2 separate regions of the Homo sapiens genome follow, and region 1 is linked to region 2. A link is an interaction called in ENCODE POLR2A ChIA-PET data of the cell type or tissue named here. Cell type or tissue: A673. All regions are shown on one strand. Links, peaks and the distances in the headings refer to the core of each region. The heading gives the core; the rest is flanking DNA.

Region 1 (10,434 bases), core at 2,488-6,487, 340 kb before region 2:
GAAGCAAGATTAGGGTGTATGTTGTAAAGCTTTAGAAAAAGGTCTTATGCCAGACACAACATAATACAAATGTTGAAATAAACAGACAGGGGACTAAGAATTCTGCAATCAGTCAGGTTTTTGTCGTGGTAAAATATACCCCTTGGATAGCACAAAGTCTAGTCTGAAATGTTGAGGGCAGCATAGCAGAGCTCTTTGCTTTCTACAGAAGCTCTTTGTGAGTTTCAGTAATGAAAATCAGCAGCCCTGACCTGTGTTGACCACATCTGTAGATTCTTCCCCCATTGGCGATTTACCATAGGTAAGCCTTCTCCCTGCAATTTCTGAGGCACAGCAGACAAGGGAAAAAGTGTGAAAAGGTTACTCATTATAAACTGAGAAATGGATAAACTCGTAATTTTTAAAACATATGAAACACATGTTCCCCAGGTAAGACCTTACACTCTAAATGTCAAGCCAGAGTGAATTCTTAATGCTGAGTTATAAAGCTCTGAAAATAGAGTTTACAATGAAAATGTTGACAGGCTCTTGGAGAGACTGTAGTATAGAAAATTTAATATGTCACCTTGTTTTACAAGATTTTACTGGCATAGAAGAAAATTAAAACATTTAACATCTTTCACTTCACCAAATTGCTTTCCTCCTCCAAACTGTGGTGCTATTTGTAGCGCTATTTCATTTGTAATCCTCCTTGTTATTGTCATTGTGCCTAACACACATTCTCAACTCAGCACTCACATTTTCTTCCTGAAGTGCTAACATGCTTACTGGGGAGGCATTATCTGGTAATCTTATTCACATTTTCTGAAGGCATGTTAAGTTATAAGAGTTGTTTGTGAGGAAAGGCTGAAATTATTTACATAACTACACAGGCAACATAAATAATGCTGATTATTAAAATATTTCCTAGAAAAACGGCTTTTAAAAAGCCCTTTTTTAAAGTGAAACGTTTGTACTACAGGTATTTACACAAATTCAAGGGAAAAATAAGACTTGGGAAAAATGGCTTAGTGTTGGAAGAAACAAATTTAGACCTTCGGGCAAAATAAAGTAACTGCTTGCAGTTTTTGAACACAAGAAACCAACAAGCGTAAAAGGAGGGATAATTGTCTAAGCCAGTTATAAATAATGAAGATTTGTGTGAAAACATAGTTGTTAATTCAAGTCATAATAAGCATGAGTCTCTTGACCCCATTATTTTTATGTCTGTAATGACCATTTACTTTTGTGATATGTTAAAGGCTGCCTGGAGTAGCTGGCCAATAGGTAGTTTACATGCCTTCCTAGAATGTAGTGAAATTGTCCCAAGGTTTGCTGACCCATAGAAAGTTCTTCAAAGCCATGACAAACTTTACTTCTGACTTTTGCTAAGTGAGGTTAAAGAGATGTGTTTCAATATCATCAAATAAAAAAATCATGAACCCTGAGTATTATCCAACTACTTTCTAGCACAGTCATTATTTGATTGATCCTATTTACTTCAGGCAGAAGTATTGATCCTACAATATTGGTGCTAAGAACTTTAAAAAGATAAATATAATCTCGTATGTTTGCAGAGGGCCCACCTAGATGGGGAAGAACAAACTTTGCATGGGAAACAGGCCAATACTCATAGAGCAGCAAAGACACAGGATATGTGTCCCCACATAGAAAAAGCCTTCTTCATGGGGATTCTCTCTTCCTATTTGCTGCAAGGTACCTGGGGAATCTTTAATACTACCCTGATTTTCTGTTTTTCATAAAGCCTCACTTATTGAGCTTTTACCATTGATGGGGACAGGGAACAGAGAAATTCTAGGCAGAAAAGGGTCGGTCCCTGACAAAATCTCACCCTCAAGCTAAAAAGCCTGAAATCACCACCTAAAAGGAGAACTTATATCCCTGTTTTCCTGCTCAAATGTTGCCTTTTCCTAAACCACCCATGGCCCCACCGCATCTCATCATGTGCCTGTAAAGACCCCATACTCAGCCAGCAGAGGGGAGAAGCAGCCGGATGATTGGAGAGAAGTGGCTTGACTTCAGAGGAACAGCTTGATGGCATAACTTCAAAAAAGAATTCAGCCAGAGATGGCCAGACTTCAAGGGAAGATTACCTACCCTTCCCCCACACTGTACTCTTTTCAGCTTCTCTTCCCACCGAGAGCCACTTTCATCGGCAATAAAATCCCCCACATTTACCATCCTTCAATTTATTCATGCAACCTTATATTTCCTGGATGCTGGACAAGAGCTTGGGAGCCATGAGTGCAGATACAGGAGGCTGTCACACTGGCTCTTTGCCTTAGTTGGCAGAGGGTAGCTATGGGCCCACTGAGCTGCTAACACTTAAGCTGTCTGCAGATGGCAGAGCTGAAAGCACTGTAACACACCCTCTGGGCCTTCCGGAATTGCAGGCACCCCACCTGGATGCTGCCATGGGGCCTGCATAGAGTTTGCTCCTGCTGGCGCCCAAAAGTGCTTGCTCTGGCTCCTGTACCTGCTCGCTTGTGCGCTCCCTCCTGTGAAGGGTGTGCAGCAGGTCTAGTGATTAGAGTTTGATCCTACCGGCACCAAAATGGCCGACTGGTTCTAGCACTTGTGTACTCCAGTTGCTGACTTGTTCACTTGTACGCTCCCTCCACAAGGAGTTGAGAGCAGTGGGCTGAGTAAAGGAAGAACCCCTGTTGCGAGTCCAGTGAAGGGGTCAGGGAAACGTCCTGCTTCACTATGTTTTAGGTCCTCTGTTCAGCATTATTTGGTAATCTTCACAATAAGCATAGAAGATAGACACTATCTCATAGCCATTAATACATGAAAAAACTAGGCCCAGAACGTTTCCATGGTTGTCCCAAGTTTGCAGAACTAGTGAATGGCCAAGAGATAGATTCTGAGGCTGACTAGCTCTGAAGCCTGTGTCCCTAACCACCGTGTTACCCCACACAACTAGCAAGGTTCTGTGGAGTCTCACTGCCTAGGGAAGCTAAGACAAATGTAACATGGTCTGTGTCTTTATGAGATCTTTGGCCAGGGAAGGAGGCGTGTTTGTCTAGGAGCCTTGTAAAGATACAGTGTAATATGCTCCATGCAATGACAGAGGGAAGGATAGATTACGGTGAGCACAAAGAAGATGGAGCCTCTCCTAGTCTAGGGGGCCAGTTAAAGGTTCCTGAAGGTGGGTTGCAAGAACTGAGTCTGAGGAAGAAAAGGCAAGAGCTAGCATGATGTATGAGAGAATAAGGCATATAGAATAAAGGGTGCAAAGCCGTGGCACCAGAATGCACATTTATCAAATTGCTGTAAAACATGAAGAGATGAGTATGGATTTGGTTACAAATGAGGCTAGAGTCTGGGTGCAGTGGCTTATGCCTGTAATCCTAGCACTTTGGGAGGCCAAGGCAGGAGGATCACTTGAGGTCAGGAGTTCAAAACCAGCCTGGCCAACATGGTGACCCCATCTCTACTAAAAATACAAAAAAAAAAAAAAAAAATTAGCCAGGAGTGCTAGCACATGCCTGTAATCCCAGATACTCAGGTGGCTGAGGCAGGAGAATTACTTGGCTTGAACCTGGGAGGCGGAGGTTGCAGTGAGCTGAGATCACATCACTGCACTCCGGCCTGGGCAACATGAGCAATGATCTGTCTCAAAAAAAAAAAAAGAAAAAAAAGAAAAGAAAATGAGGCTAGAGGTATAGGCAGGACTCAGATGCTAAAAGACATTTAGGCCACCAGAAAGAGTTCTCATTCTTCTATGGTATGCTGATGTGACTCTATGGGGTCTGACATTATATACAGAGCCTGAAAAATTGTTATTTTGGACCTAAGAGGAATCCCAAGATAGTTCATGGAGTGATATCTACTAGAAACTTCTTTTTACAGACAGCAGAAGAGACACAAATCAGTACATGGAAAATTGTCTTAGACTATGTGTATTACTATAAAGGAATGTCTGAGGTTGGATAACTTATAAAGAAAAAACGTTCATTTGGCTTTCGGTTTTGAAAGCTGTGCAAGAAACATGGTGCCAACATCTACTTCTGATAAGGGCCTCAAGCTGCTTCCATTTGTGGCAGAAGGTGAAGGGAAGCCAGCATGTACAGACATCACATGATAAGAGAGGAAACAAGAGGGAGAGGGAGGAGACACCAGGCTCTTTTTAACAACCAGCTCTCCTGGGAACTAATAAAGCAAGAGCTCATTTATCACTGTGAGGATGGCACTGAGCCATTCTGAGAAATCCACTGTCATAACACAAACACCTCCCATTAGGCCCCACCTTGTGGATCAAATTTCAACACGAGGTTTGGAGGGGATGAATATCCAAACCATAGTCAGAAACCCAGGACATGGATGAGATGCATTCCTCTAGGTTTCCATGTATAAGATTCTCTCTGACAAATGCCTATGGCTATTCATTAACAGTGTCAACTCGTCACTATTCTTATCAGAGTAGGCAGTAGGCTTCAATGATATTTACAAGTTAAGAAGAACCCAGCTCTATATGCTCAGTCAATAGCAGTAAAACAAATCCTGGCTTACAATGTTTAGGTCCAGGCTAATAAAATGCTCTTGAATATACCAGTTTCTATCAAAATGTTCATACCGTTTGATTAAGTCATTACACCACTAGGTAAGAAGAAGACTTGTCAAAGGTATGTACAGAAGAGCATTTACTAAATACAAGAACATTCATTAATGAATTATTAGCAAAAGCAAAAATTCAGAAACAAATAGAATAGCTTTCAATATGTGAATCATAAACCATGAAATATTATGCAGGAATTAAAAACCATGAAACTGATCTGTAAGAACAAATATAGGAAGATGCCCAAGATATATCATTAAGTGAAAAAACAAGCCACAGGATAATCAGATAATCTCATTTATGTTAAATAGCAAAGACAGGAAGTAGATAAGTGTTTTCCAGAGCAGGAGCAGAAGGGGAGATAGGAGTGATGAAAATGTTATGGAATTAGATAGTGGTGGTGGTTGCACGATTTTATGAATATTCTAATAGTGACTGGATTATATACTTTTAAAGGGTAAATGTTATGGTATATAAACTATTTCCCAATAAAAACAAATAAACAAATCCCAGATATTCACAATGTGTATACTGAGGTGGAAGAGAACATTTATTTTATCTGCAATTACATATTCCAAACCTGGCCACTCCTGGGCTGGGACATAACTGGAAACAACTTTAGAAAAATAGCCACAAGGTTGGCTCATGGAGTGCCCAATGCACTGTGGGATTCAAAGGATGCTCCTGGAACCTGTGCCTTCTGCATCAAAGAAATACTAATTATTTTTTATGTCATGTTTCAGCCTTTGGAGATGAATTCCTTTGCAAAAGGGACCACAAAAATCCAATCCAATAAAACCAACCAGCACTGAAATTTAATGTTGAAGCTATATAGGCTTTATTAATCTTTAACATACTTTCTTAAATAGGTTTCTAGTTGGTGAAGTGTTTCAGGTAAAATCTTAGTAAATGAACCTGATGAGCAGCCTGTTTCAAGGGTGATAAAGCCTCAGGGTTACAATGAAACTGATTTTTTAAAGCAGATTTTTAAAATGTGTATGAAAAGAACAGGAGTTATAAATCAACAAGCAGATTTTATGACCATGGTGTTCATCAGTAGATTGAAGATACAGAAGCTTATCTAGGAAGAGCCATCTAAATGGAAAGGTGTGTGAATGTGTCTGTGTACTGTGTTTATATCTAAATATCTCTGGGTAACCTAAGTTAGGATGTAAATAGTGTAAACTCATTCCTTTACAGATCATCACGGGAAATATGCAGATGTGATAGAATACAGATCCTGTCACACAAACTATATCCCACATATATGACCATCTTTTTTTTAAGTTGTGATCTCACTCTGTTGCCCAGGCTGGAGTGCAGTGGTGCAATCATAGATCATTGCAGCCTCAAACTCCTGGGCTCAAGCAACCTCCCACTTCAGCCTCCTAAGTAGCTAGGACTGCAGGCATGTACTACCATACCTGGCTAATTTTTAAATCTTATGTAGAGATGGGACTTTGCTATGTTGCTCAGACTGGTCTCAAACTCCTGTCTTTAAGTGATCCTCCTGCTTCAGCCTCCCAAAGTGTTGGGATTACAGGCATGAGCCACCACTCCCAGCCCCAGATATACTGAGACCTATCAAATATTTTTTAAATTTTTGTTTAAAAAATGTTTGTTTTTTTTTTTTTGAGATAAGGTCTCACTCTGTCACTCAGACTGCAGTGCAGTGGCACACTCACAGCTTACAGCAGCCTTGATCTCCTGGCTCAAGTGATCCTTCTGCCTCAGCCTCCCAAGTAGCTGGGACTACAGGCATGCACCACCATAGCCAGGTAATTTTTTATTTTTTTGTAGAGACAGTGGTCTCACTATGTTGCCCATGCTGATCTTGAATTCCTGGGCTCAAGCAATCCTGCCATCTCAGCCTCCCAAATGTTGGGATTACAGGCATGAGCCACCATGCCCAGCCTATCAAACTATTTAAATGTGACTTTTCTCTGACACATGCTCATTGGGATTCTGAAGGTAGACATGCTACTCTGAGAAACCAAACTTTGAGGCTTAACTGCCCTCCAGAAATTAGAACTCCATAGCTCCATCTGGCCCAATTAGAGATACCTGAGTTACATTTCACAATAAGCGCTGGTTAAGAACCTGTGATAAATTCTGTGGACCTAAAAGCTGCTCCTCAGATGCTGTGGAAATTCTTTTTTTTCCTTCTTCTTTTTTTTTTTCTTTTTTTTTTTTTTTTTGAGACAGAGTCTCACTCTTTCACCCAGGCCAGACTGCAGTGGCGCTATCTCGGCTCACTGCAAGCTCTGCCTCCTGGGTGCACGACATTCTCCTACCTCAGCCTCTCGAGTAGCTGAGACTACAGAGGGAATTTTTCAAACAAGGTTTTTCAGTGGAAGCGCTTTGACCTTTGAGGCTAAGGCTCTGTCTTTTAACAGGAAACTTCCAAAGAACTCTGGGCTAGAGCACTAAGAGTCACAGGTGTGTGTGTGTGCATGGGTTTGTGTTTGTTCATTCCCAGTATAACATAGAATGAAAAGATAAATTTGGAAATTTGGGACCTACTCTGATTATTGAATTTCTATCAGAAATATTTATCATTGTTGTTTTATTGTTATTGTTTTATGTTAACTTCATGATTCAAGGTCCAAAACAACTGATTTGCTAGGTCAAAATTATCTCGCTCTTTCATGAATCCAAATGGCTTTTTCTGATTTATTCTCTTACCTCTACCAAATAATAGGCAAATTTAGCAATGATAGGCATAATGACTGATATGATTTGACTGTGTCCCAACCAAAATCTAATCTTGAATTACCATATGTTGTGGGAGGGACCCTGTGGGAGGTAATTGAATCATGGAGGCAGGTCTTTCCCATACTGTTCTCATGGTAGTGAATAACTCTCACAAGATGTGATGGTTTTAAAAAGGGGAGTTACCTTGCACAAGCTCTCTCTTTGCCTGCCACCATCCATGTAAGATGTGACTTGCTCCTCCTTGCCTTCCGCCATGATTGTGAGGCCTCCCCAGCCATGTAGACTGTAATAAACCTCTTTTTCTTCCCAGTCTCTGGTATGTCTTTATCAGCAGTGTGAAAATGGACTAATACAATGACCAATGTATTAGACTGCTTATTATAGAGTATGCAGATATAGATTATAAATATAAAGACTGTTAACAATAACTTTTTACAGGGAGATAAGTAATTGTGTTCACTAACTGTATTCATTACTTTCATCTATATATACTGCTTATGACAGTAGACGTTTAAGATGGTTGAAGTACCATACACTGAGATTTTCCATGATTTCCTCTAATTAATTTACTTGGCTTCCAGGACACACTCTAGGTTTTGATGTCTCTTTACTTTGTAGAAAAGCTTTGTATCTAATATTAATATCTTAATTCAAATGTGTTTGTATACAGTTATTGAGTCCAAATAATATATTTTACCATACACATAAAAATAGGACAAAAATCAGTACCAGAAATAGGTTCATAAAGTTATTATCCATCATTATTTCATCAGAATTGTATAACTGTGCTATCTAATGTAATGCTACAATTATTCTACTTAATGATGGGGTGCAGGACATGCTACACCAAAATGTGGTGGTTTGGAGGTCACGCTCTGACTATCTCCCACCTTTCTATGTGAGAGCTGTCCATAAAAGAAACCCTCATGTGACAGGAGTCCTGCCCCATAGCCGGGGAAGTGATATGGTCTGCTTCTGTGTCCCCACCCAAATCTCATCTTGAATTGTAACCCAAATTGTAATCCCCACGTGTTGTGGGAGGGACCTCGTGGGAGGTGATTGAGCCATGGGGGTTGTTCCCCAATGCTGTTCTCATGATAGTGAGTTCTCATGAGATCTGATGGTTTCATGAGTGGCTTTCCCCCACTTCACTCTGCACTTCTCTCATTCTTCTCCTTCCTGCTGCCATGTGAAGAAGGATATGTTTGCTTCCCTTTCCACCATGATTACAAGTCTCCTGAGGCTTCCCCAGCCCTGCAGAACTGTGAGTCAATTAAACCTCTTTCCTTTATAAACTACCCAGTCTTGGGCAGTTCTTTATAGCAGTGTGAGAACAGACTAATACAGGAAGGAATATCATACAGAGGTGCAGACAATTATTTGAACAATCAGACCTTACTCAAGTTCCCCCAGTTTATTTCCATTTGTCTATGCTCTCTGTCCAATCATGTTTTTCCACAATTCTCCACTTCTCTGATAAGACTTAGCATAAAAATATAAAGCTTTCCCTAGGGGTTTGGGTCTTCATTTCTGAAAGTTACTTGTGTATAACTTTGTTTAAATAAATTTGTTATGCTTTTTTCTTGTTAATCTGTGTTTTGTTAAAGATTAACAAGATTAACAGTGTAATATATTTTCCTTGTGATGTAAAGGAACAGATATTACATTATTTTCTCTCACATTACTATGATTTGAATCTTTTTTATCTTGACGTTTTTCAAGAAACTTAAATTTTTGTATTCCAAAAAGGTTTTCTAAAATTCAAAAGAGTTTTTGGTTACTATTACTGAGTTGTGTTAGATGTTTCTCTTGCATTTTCATTACAGTACCAGCAAAATCGAACTGTAGACAGCTTAAGAGTTGAATAAAAGAACAGAGCTCTTAAGATACTGATTAAATTTAGAATGAATAATTAGCTATTTCCATTGTCACATGAATTAGAATTCATAACAAAGAAAAGGAAATGAAAGGTTGAAAATTTTTTTTAGGTTATTTTGTTGATGTTTCTACTATAAAAAGCCTTGTCAAGTTCTCTATTGTAAATTTTATAATGTAGAAGATGTCTTTTCACTCTGCATATTTTTCAGGAATATATTTGTATTTTAATTTTATTGCAGAGTTAATTGACTTAGGAAGGAGGCAACTAAAACCCTACTCTTTAAAATGCAATTATTTAAGTTGAGGGTGTGGGGGCTGTGTGATGGAATAGGCGTTGGGGAAATATTGGTGATGGCTGTATCTCAATTTGATTTAGCAATAAAATTAAAGAAAAATGATAAGACTAGTAAACATATAACAGTTACTTATAAGACCACATTTATTTCTTATTTTTTCTTTCTCTCATGCTTTAACTACAAAACAATGGGAACATTTAGCTAAATGAAGATCATTAAGTCATTAAGAATTACAGAGTCAGAGCAATTTAATTTTCTGCTTATCATTTGAAAATAAACAATATCTCTATAAATGTAAAATGGAAAGCTCTGCACTGTAACCAAACCTTCCCAAATAGAATTCTGAGCGTATTCAAGGGCCCTGGGATACATTTTCCAGACTGCTGCACAGGATGAAGTTGACCTTCTAGGCAAAATTCTTATATTTGCTCCTGTAGAGAGAAGGAATATAAACATTTTTCTTGGTGTTTCCTTTATATAACATTTGAGTGACCTGAGGCAATGTGGTTTATTCTTCCTTCTCTTCAGTTAAGGTTTTTTTTTTTCAGGTTCTTTTAAGTAAGAACATAAAGGTCAGGTTATCATTTCACAAAATGCTTCATTCTAGCTTCTCTCACCATAATATGCTTTCACTAATTATTTCATAACTCATTTAAATGGGAGGCATTCTAGAAGAGAATTCACTGAAACAACTCCTCAAGTAATTAATTATTTTTTAAAAACACAGGGGAATTTTAATTATAATGCAGGTGTTATTTAAAAGCAGAGTGTGACAATTTGCATCTTGAACATCTATTGTAATAGGGAAGAAAAAAATATGTCCCTGAATGAAATAACAAGTCAAGAAATGCAATTTAGTTGGCCTTTTATTTTCTTGATTTTTAAGAAGCAGAAAAAAAATATGCAAACTTCGCCTGAATTGTAAAACCACTTAGAAAGATAAAAGATTACCAAATTGTGTTCCTAGAAAGATCATTATTTATG
Region 2 (10,434 bases), core at 4,235-8,234:
TTTAGAATTCCCAGCATATCTATGACTGTTACTGGTAATAAAGGAATGTTTCTTTGAGTTGGATAGAAATTAAGATTTGTTATAATGGAGCTTTGTTTGGATGAGTGTTATTCTGATGGAATGACAATATTCTCAAAGGAGAGATTTAAGAACATGGCCATTTTCTGCTTTAGATTAGGCTTAGTTGATTGAAACAGGTGAGAGAAGCCTTGTTGCTATTTGTTTTTCAGATACAGAAACAAATAAAATCAAAGGGGCCCATGACAAATTCATCTGATTACATAGAAAACGTTCACACAGCCAAATAAATTAAGTCAAAAAAAAGTTAGATGGTGAAAAGTCATTAATATGCTCTTATCACTCTAACATCAAACGTAAAGAGTGCTTTAGCATCCTAAAAAGCAGCAGATGTTTTTGTTTTTTTCAGAAAATTCAAGGGTAATGTCTATTAGCAGAAAGACACTCACACATGCCTCAGTGTGAATCTCAGCTTTGTCACCTACCAGCTGTGTACTTCGATGCAATTTATACAACTTGCCTGAGCCTCAGTTTCCTTATTGTAAATTAGTGATAGTAACACCTAATATATAGGTTGATGAGTAGACTAAATGAGATACTGTGCTTAAAATGCTTAGCGCAGTACCTAGTACTTAACAGACACTCAATAAATGGGCCTCAAAGACAGTTATGGACATCAGTAAAAATTAGTCACTTTTGTGTTGTATAACTGTACGTAGATCTTAGAAAGGCAAGGGGATGTTTAGATAGCAGAAGTAAAGTGCGAAAGAGAGGGTAGGAGTTGGGGATGGCAGGAAATGATTGGATAAAAGTATTCATCCACGTGCATATTTTTCTGTTCTGCAACATGAGAAGTTCAGCCGCTGGGTATTTTAAAGGCAGTCTATTACTTCTATTATATATATATTAATAGCTTTACTAGCCACAGTGTTAATTATATGCTTTGCATTTCACCAGTGTTTCCAGGGGTTAGAGAAAATACAGTTGGATTAATAACATACCTGCTGATTGAAGAGCAAGGGCCTCCTGTTAGTTTGTCTGGTGATTTATTTCAGTGAAATAAAGATTTTAAAAATTATAATAAATTTCCATGGCTTGCTCTGTCTCACACAAAATGCCTAGTACCAAGTTTAGATCCTGAAATAGTTTGGTAACAATATGGCTAATGATGACAATAATAATTTATATCAGTAAATGGTACAATTAAAACCACATTTGATTAAATTATCCATTAAACTCTAAAAGCAGGTGTACAAGTTATTGTTGTTGGGTTTCGATGGTACATATTAAAACACAAATCTTCTCCAAGTCAAATGTATCTCCTTGTAGGTCTGCCTAAGACCTTTTTTTCTATGATGTTGTATCCTCTTAATTAGGACAAACACATTTGTTACATTTTTACTTAATCTTATTATGACACAAGGGCAGACATTTCTTTCTACTTTTCTTGTACTAACGGAGTAGACACACTCTCTGAAGGCTTCATGTAAAAGAGTCAAAGAACAGGTTGGTGAAAATGGCTTGAATTAAACATAATTCTGCTCACCAACCTGTCATTAAGCAGGACAGCAATGAATATTCTCAGGGAAAGAAATCAGAAAGCTGATCAATATGCATGTAGAGAGGCAATTTTAGTGGAAGTAGAACTAAGGGAGAAAGAAGGGGCTGCAGAGAGAGAAGATAAAACAGAAATGCAAGAAGATTTTTTAAAGAGATTGATAAGGACAGTAGCATTCAAAATGCCAGGCCAAGGGGAATAAACACATGAGCCACGAAGCCAAGACAATTTGGTCCTAGAGACGTGACTTTGTTGAACAAGAGCTACTTTGGTGGAGTGCTTGCCTTTTGGCTCCAGATCAGCTGCGTGAGATAATACTTTGAGTGTTTCAAAAGATGTGCCAAGGAAGGAAGGAAGGAAGGAAGGAAGGAAGGAAGGAAGGAAGGAAGGAAGGAAGGAAGAAAGGAAGGAAGGAAGGAAGAAAGGAAGAAAAGAAAGTTAGTTTACCTCATTCTCTGATTTCTATGAGGAAGAAGGCACTGAACTTTGAAAAGAGGAAAAGAACTTGGCCTTGGACCCTGCACACCCTGATTGAAACAGAGTGAATTTATCATGATGGGAGTAAGAAAATCACCTTCAGGGGGCCTTATAGGTACTGGCTGACAAGTGCCAACATCTTTCCTTACAAGAGGAATCATCCTAAAAACAGATGATCCTTTAGATTGGGAGTATATTTGTCTTCAATATCTGCAGTCGCACACCCTCTGCTTTGTCATGAGGCTCAGACTCAGACCCTCCACTGTGCAAACCTGACATCTTGTTGGGTATAACTGATCCAAATCTGAATTTCAACTTTCTTTTTTCTCTTTCCTTCCTTCCATATCCTCCTTTTTCCTTCTCTTCCTTCCTTCTTAAAAGATTTTAAAAAAAATTCTCAAAAAGTGATCATAGAGTTAACAGAGAGAAATAACCCTGGATGTAGTGCAGGGGAAAGGGATATATTGATCTTAACGAACATTAGCAGATCTCAGTTCTAATTCTGGATTTGGCACTAGGTAGCTATGTGACTTTGGACAAATCACTTCAGCTCTTTGGACTTCAGTTTTATCTTCATGACAATGAGCAGGTGATATTAGTTCATCTCTAATTTCCCTTCCAGTAGTAAGTACTTAGTGAAAGGGCTAAGAATGTAGACTTGGAGATTGGATCTGGATTACAGTACTTACTTCACCATTAAGTTGTTCTATGATCTTGAACATGTTATATAACTTTTAAACCTCAGTTTTTGTCTCTATAAAAATGCAAATTAAAAACAGCACCTACGTCATAGAACTATTGTCAGGATTTGGGAGATAAAGTATACCAAGAATTAAGAATAGTGCTTGAAACCTTGTAAGTATTCAATGAATCGTTATTATTATTTTTAACCAAAATGGATTTTTTGTTATTATAATCACAGATAGTTACTAATCTTCAAATTCAATTTCTCTGATAACAAAAAATAATGCCACATTCCACATGCCATTTGAAAAAGTAATATAAAATTGCACAATGACCAAGCTGTTTGTAAATCCTCACCTATTTACATGCTGGCAACAAGGTATCCTCTACAAAGACTAACTAAAGCAGATCAAACAGAATTAATTCTCTTCTCAGAACTATCAGTGTATGTTAGGCAATATCAGGCCTATTAAACAGATATTTGCCTTGTAGGTTTTTGTCGGTGGTTGCTGGGGTGATTATTGATTTGTTTGCAAATCTGTCCACTTTCTTTGGGGGTTTATTTCTGGGAAAACATAGACTCTTTTTCAGTGTAGATAAAACTGGTCATCACACAGTTTTCTAGATATAACTCTTGTGCCCACTGGGTCCTTACACCACGACCACGTATGTTTAAGTTTACAAAGGGAAAAGGAAGATTCTCAAAGATGTCAAATGGGGTAGAGCTTTAGCTCAAGCTGTCAAGTTGGAGTAAGCGATGCCAAAAAAAAAAAAAAAAATTCTGGCACTACAGCTGACTTTAGTAAGGAATGATTCATGCACAATCAGCCACCTTCATTATGTTCTCATTGCCGTGGAGATGATAGGGTGGAGGACACAGCTTTTCACCACCATCATAAGGCACAAGTGCTTTGATCAGGCTGGTACAGGCTGCTTGTTGAAAGCTGTTTCAAAACTACAACATTTTAGTCATAAACTCAAATCTAATCCTAGATGATCTCTAAGGTGAGCCTTAGAAATAGAAATTGCTATGTGCTTCTGTGTGAGTTGAAGAACCTCACTGAGATAACAACAGTGAGATCTTGAGCCTAATGTTTAGGGTAACACTTGATATCAGGAATTAGAAAACCACAAAGATGACAGAGAATATTATATTTATTGACTGTAATGTATGTGCATAGGCAATAAACACTCATTAAATTCTTTCAACAACCATGGGAGGTAGGTATTGTCTTCCTATTATGTATGAGAACTTAATACACCACAAGCCAAAGTCACATAATTTCTATGAGTGGAGCTGGAATTTAAACTCAGTTTGCCTCCAAACACTTTGCTTTTTTTCCTGGGATCCCAATGAATGAGGGTGGGAAGAATCCTCCAAGTCCCAAAATGTTTTACTTTTCTTTTCTTATTCAACTTCAGGAAGGCCTACGAAACCCTGCTGACTGTAGTCACAAGCAAGCATTTTTACAGATATTGGCAATGGAGGTTGCCAATTTTCTACTGGCTGTGCAGTATAGTCATAACGTTCCCAGTGTATAAATGCATGTGTAGTGGGACATAGAACGTGCTGATAGCACATGGCATACTTGTAGCCAGCCATCTTTGCATGGTAGCACCAACCTTGAAATCACCTCAGACACCAACTGAAACTCTGCAATTTGAGCAATGGCTCTGGTTTAGGTAGGGAACCAGTCTAACGCAAGGAGACATGGATCATCATGAGACTTAGAGCCCCGTGACACTCAGGGATCTATCTGAGGATGACAGAAGCAGAAAGAGAAGAGGGACACCAGTTTAGCCACACCCAACTATGTGTTTCATTAATACCTCCTTAGGAGAAAATTGACAAGTAACATCAGAACTACATGAGTTTTGCCAGTGTATTATTTTGTAACATAGCTTATAAATGTTATGCCTAAGCTAGTGGAGCCTATTAACTTTCTAATACAGGAAATATCTAAACTTATCAGCACTATCCATCAAATGGTAGGAAAAAAATGGATGATTAGAAATTACTTAATGGGTACAATGTACATTATTCAGGCAATGTATACCCTAAAGCCCTGATTTGACCAGTATGCCATCTATGCATGTAACAAAATTATACTTGTACCCCCATGAAATTAAACAAATAAAAAGAAAATAAAAAAGAAAAGGAAATCAGGAGAGATAATAAAAAATGAATGGAAAAAAATAGAAAGAAATATAACATAAATAAGATACTTTGGCAATAATCTTGGGTTTGATACGTAGAAGGAAGTTACCCACTGACTGGCATCGTCTGAACCCCATGCAGATAATCTGTATCAGGACTTCCAATTTCCCCAACCATCAGTTCTCCCATTGTGAACTGGCAGAGGTAACTCAATAAGGGCTTTGCACAATTTAGAAAAAATGTGGCACTTTCTTAATTAGGATCTAGGCAGATCCTGTTGCCTAGTTGGAGGGCTGGATTAGAAGCCAAAGCCTGATTTAGCTCTACCACTAACATCGCTCTATGTGGCTCAAAACATCTATAATTTAACTCAGGAAATATTGGGAGAAAAACCATGCCCTACTTATTTGATAAAAGCACTAAATATATCTAAAATACCCATGGCTTTTCCTCTCTAGCACTTGTGCTTCCCCTACGAACTTTGTCCCTTAGGGAAGAAGGGATATGGTTGAGAAGGAGTACGTGAGGCAATATGGCTTACTGGTTGTGAGCTTGAACTTTAGAGTTAGAAAGGTGCTGGTTCTGATCCCTGCTCTGGGGAACAGACAAATGCATCATCTGGAAACTGGTACTAATAGCTCCCAGCACGAACGGTGATTGTGGAAATTAAGCAGTACAATACTTAGCATACTACCTGATACACAGTGAGTGCCTAATACATGGTAGGTTTTAATATAATATTCAGTTTTAAAGCAAATTTGTTGAGTGAGATCCAATGCAATGCAAATCCAATTAGAAGACTGATAAAATAAGCAAACCAATTTTCATACACATAGAAGTTCATCAACATCCACAAAGGAGCCCAGAACAAGAATCTACTGAACTTGCACCACCCTCTGAGCCATATCCTGGACTTTTGGTAGAAAGGATGAACAAGAAACCATTCTTGGTCCTAGAGACATTATCGGAACGGAAGCGAAAGGGTCTTGGAAAAAAATATTCCTGCCATTCACACACAGCATTACCAGAGGGTTATTTTATACTCATAACATATTAATCTTCAAAAAGTTATCTTACTTTTAAAGATTAGAAAAGGTCACACTTTAAACATGTTCAGGAAATGTGGTTCTGTCCCAAAATACATTTCAAGATCCCTCCTGTGCATTATATTTCTTTTCCTTCCAAAAGAAGCTCTTACTCATCAATGCCATAAACCACAACAGCTGAGGATAGATTACAGAAGTTTGATTTGAAAACAACCCTCAGCACATATGTGTAAACAGAAACCAATTGTCATTTTTTGACTAGAATTTGCTCTCTCATTCCCTCTCTGCCTACTGACAGAATGGAAACTTTTTTTTTTTTTCTGACAGGAGAAAAGCAGGCTTCATCTCAGCCACTTCATCTTCTGTGTTCATCTGCTGGAGGTTTGAAAGCCTGTGTAGTCAAGAGGCCTTGAGCTGAGTTAGTCACCTCCCGAGGATAGGAAGCAGGTGTTTCAGACATTTCATGGTCCAATGGTCAGACCCAGTCAGAATTCCTTCCCATCTGCCAGAGTCAAGGCTTCAACCCCACCACTCTGACGACTTTGCAGATCCCCCAGTTTGAAGATATCTCTACCTCTGCAGGGCTTCTCTATCATTGTTTTTCTGCACTTGTGTATACAGCCGATAGTGCCCTGCATAGGTTTCTTGGGCATTTCTGCCTTTTTCAATGAGGATTGTTAGCCACCTACAGGCAGAAGAGCAACATTTATCCTTGCTTTTCCCATAGGCTTTAATACAGAGCATGACACATGTAAGTACCATACACTTATGCTTTAATGAAATAGGTGAATGAATCCAGGTGTCCCAGGAAAGGAGGTTAAAGGATTAAGATGAACTTTCAATTTTCTGACTCACTTTGTTCAATAAATTAATGTCACTAAGTGGCTAATCCAATTCTGTCCTACCTAACACAGGTCTGCAAATTGAAGGTCCTGCCACCACCTGCACAAGCCCTCCAAACAGTGGCAAAGAGAAGCACTGGAAGACAGACTAGTCCAGAAAAGTGGCTGTTGACCAACCTTCCTCATTCTTGTATCTTTGCACCCTTCTTTGGGTTCACTTATACCTTCTTCACATATTCCATTTTATAGGATATCTATGTTGCTCTAATTCTTAACCCACCCCATTGCCGCTTCCTTTCTTCTACATGACTCCTAGCTATTCTCTTCCACCTTCACAAAGCACTTGTCTTTGCATTGCACATCTGGTAATGAACCTTTTTGTGTCATCCTGGAATGAATGTGAGAAATATTACTAGGCACATTCATTGTAGTTTGTATATCCTGGAATGAATGTGAGAAATATTACTAGGCACATTCATTGTAGTTTGTATATCCTTCCTTACTCTGGGGCAACCTACAGTCTTCCCAACTATGATCTTGCAGATGAAGTGGGATTGAATACAGAAGATAAATGTCACAGGCTCTTCTCTGGGCCATGTTCTGGACATTTAAGCCAATAAAACAGAGTGGACAATCCTGATGTGATGTTAAGGGGACTAAGAGCTCCACTGACATGCAAATATTATCACAAGTCTCAGAATTCTTTTTGTATCTCTCAGAGAAAATATATTAGGATATTTTTAGCTATAAACATCTGGATGTGAATTGTTCTCTAAGATTTGCCAATCAATCACTTAGCAGGCCTTAAGCAGATGAAATCAAACATTTATTTGTCATTTGTGTCCATTCATTTATTCACGCATTCACTCACTTTTCTTTTTGTTAATCCCTTCCTTTTAAGCTTAAAAAAATTAAGATTAAAGCAATAAATATTTTATCTACATGTTGGCAAATATTTTCTCATTTTTCTCTGTTTTCCAGTTTTCTTTAAAGGAAAACATTCTGTGTTAGGAAAACATTATTAAAACATGATGAGAAGAAGATACTTCAGAAAGGTCTGAAACGCATGGCTCTACTAGAAATGATAGGGTCTCATGGGGTCACTATTGAGGCTTTGGACAGTTAGAAGTTTGCATAAAGGCAGGATAAGGAGTGCAGGGGCCATTGGGCCGGTAAGTGCTAAAGAAAGACATACTACAAGGATCACTAAAACAAAACAAACCAAACAAATAACAACAACAACAAAAAACATTTACCATTCTGTTGGTCTCTCTCTCTGGTTCTTGGCAAATACAAGAGACCACCAACCTGGGGAATTAATCAAGAATGCTTCTCATGCCAGAACCACTTGGTAACTTTTCAAAGCAAATTCAGTGAAGGCTCAAGTGCCAAGATCACCTGATTCCCTATGCTCCGTGGAAGTGAGCTTCAAGAAAGTGCAGCAGATGTGGCGTTTTGTGCTGAAAAGACACCATCCCTCAAGAGCCTGAGGCAGGGCTGGGGCAGCAGCAGCAAGGCTGGGATTGGGACAGGGATTAAACAAAAGGGACTTTCAGCCCTTGGAGTCTGGGAATCTCTGCTGTTCTCACATTTGAATAAGGGACTTCTAAAGGAAGGGCACTGCAAGGGCCACTCCTCATAGTTAGCCATATGCAGCTGTTACTAGGAATGTCATCGGACCTGCCATCGTTATCCCTGACACCTCTAATGGCAGCCACCCACCATCAGCCCTTCATATCTTGATTGCGCATCAGACACCTGGTCTACCTGTCTACATGATTTCTGAGAGGCATGTGCACTTTCTCTTCTTGTCTCTTTTATGGGCTATTTGCATTAGCATTTAAATTAAAAAGTTACAGGGGCTCATAAGAACATGAAATTCAAGGCACAGGAACTGTACAGTTCAATAACTTTTCTATGTTTCCCCCTTATTTCATATAGCACTAATGTTAGATGTGTATCTGTTGCACTGAAGAGAATCATTATTCGATAAGGTGAAAATATGACTTAGCAAAAGTAATAATACCAAGGTCCTGAATTCACTGAATTCTGGGCTTGCAATCCTGTAGCACTGAAAGTGAATTGATCTGAATAAGTCCTTAAATCCTGAATCACTTTTAAACATTACCATCACATTTATTCTGCCCACACCAGATGCTAACACTCTCCTCTAAACCCAATCCTCATTAAACCTAATTTTAGCTCAAGGCCTTTTCCATGATGCCAGGCTGACTTCCTCCAAGGGTTTTCATTTGAGGCCCTTTCTCCCACCAAGAATGTTCCCACCTCTTCACTGAGTAAAATTCCTCACATCTTTCAAGACCTGCTTTAACCTCTTAGCTCAAATTTATCTTTATTTCTCCTCAATTACTATTGTTACTATCTGGCCCCATGATTTCCCATGTAAAATTTCTGGCCTTGTCTGGGTCATTGATTTCACGTGTTCATTTCTTCTGATGACCTAAATGAGAGCTTCTCAAACTTTGGTATCATTAAGAGTCACCCCCAGGAAGGTGCCCCAAAATCCATTCCAAGGTGTGCAGTCAGGTCTGGAGATGGGCATTTTTAACACTCATTGTGGTATTCTGGTGTAGGAGACTGTGGACCATACTTTAAGAAATGCTCCCCTAGATCCTCAACTGGTTAGATCAAGATCACATGGCTTGCCTGGCACTGTGCCTCTAAGGAGCCACTACATCCTGGTAAGCACAGTCTGGGCATTCCAGAACAGCAACATCACAGGGCTTTCCTTGGGTCTAGAGATTGAGTTTCTTCAATTGTGTGCCAGCTCTGAGCCTTGCTCTATTCCTCTTGACTCTCTTTCCTTGAGAACCGATTCCCCAATCTATGCAACATCCCCATCTTGGTGCCTTGTTTTTTTCTAAATGCACAACCATTATTTAAAAATGTACAGGATATGCAAAACCGAAAAATAATGTGGACATTTGGAAAAATACAACTTTGTCAGAGGTTGAAACACACAATGGTTAAATACATTGTCAACTCCTGGCTCTGCCTCTTCCAAGGAGGGGACATTAGAAAAGTCACTCAGTCTTCCTTTACCTAAGCTCTCCTCACCTGTAAAATGGGAATAACAAAGTGCTTACTTTATGAAATTATTGTTACTTATGGGATTGTTATATATAAAACTCTGATATGGTATGTATATGTTCTTATGAAACTAATATAATTCCCATATATGTATTTATTTTTATAGCAAACATTCAGAGGAAGAAAAAATGGGTTTTAATAAGAAATTAAGGAGGTGGAAATAACAATAAGTGGACAAGTGAATTTCAGGTTCCACATTAAAGCAGACTTCATGTTTCTATGCAGGATCCTCTCACTCTAAATGGAAATAAAAGTCACTGAAAAAATGACAAATGCCCTGGGGTATTTGGCAAAAGGAATGATCTTCTTATCTCAGATTATAGTTGAATTCCTAGGAAATGTCTTTCTTCTTTAACGTTATAGTTTCCTTTATTTCACCAGGTGCACATTAAGATCCACAGATTTGATTCTCAAACACATGACTGTAGCCAATTCCTTGGTCGTACTCTCTAATCAAGTCCTACAGACAATGGCTGCTTTGAAGTTGAAATATTTCCTCAGTGACACTGGATGAAAACTTGTTTTCTATGTTCACAGAGT

Evidence for each region. ChIA-PET counts read pairs that join two places held together with the same protein. Peaks named below come from ENCODE experiments on the same cell type or tissue, not always from the same donor. Only the 100,000 strongest peaks of a DNase experiment are listed, where the experiment ranks them.
Region 1: POLR2A ChIA-PET joins it to region 2 with 5 read pairs; 1 of 35 experiments calls an interaction of 5 or more read pairs at or near these places.

The regions. Positions count from the first base shown.
Region 1 is chr18:52,758,234-52,768,667 of GRCh38, reverse strand. All of the region lies in intron 2 of DCC (DCC netrin 1 receptor), which reads right to left. Among named protein-coding and RNA genes, the nearest start is that of DCC, 420 kb to the right of the region's middle. In A673, for the core only: no CTCF peak of the experiment used is centred there; DNase peaks (open chromatin) are centred at 4,187 and 4,877.
Region 2 is chr18:52,419,379-52,429,812 of GRCh38, reverse strand. All of the region lies in intron 1 of DCC (DCC netrin 1 receptor), which reads right to left. It also overlaps the pseudogene VN1R76P. Among named protein-coding and RNA genes, the nearest start is that of DCC, 84 kb to the right of the region's middle. In A673, for the core only: a CTCF peak has its summit at 6,632; DNase peaks (open chromatin) are centred at 5,112 and 6,602; H3K4me3 peaks cover 811 bases; H3K27ac peaks cover 4,000 bases.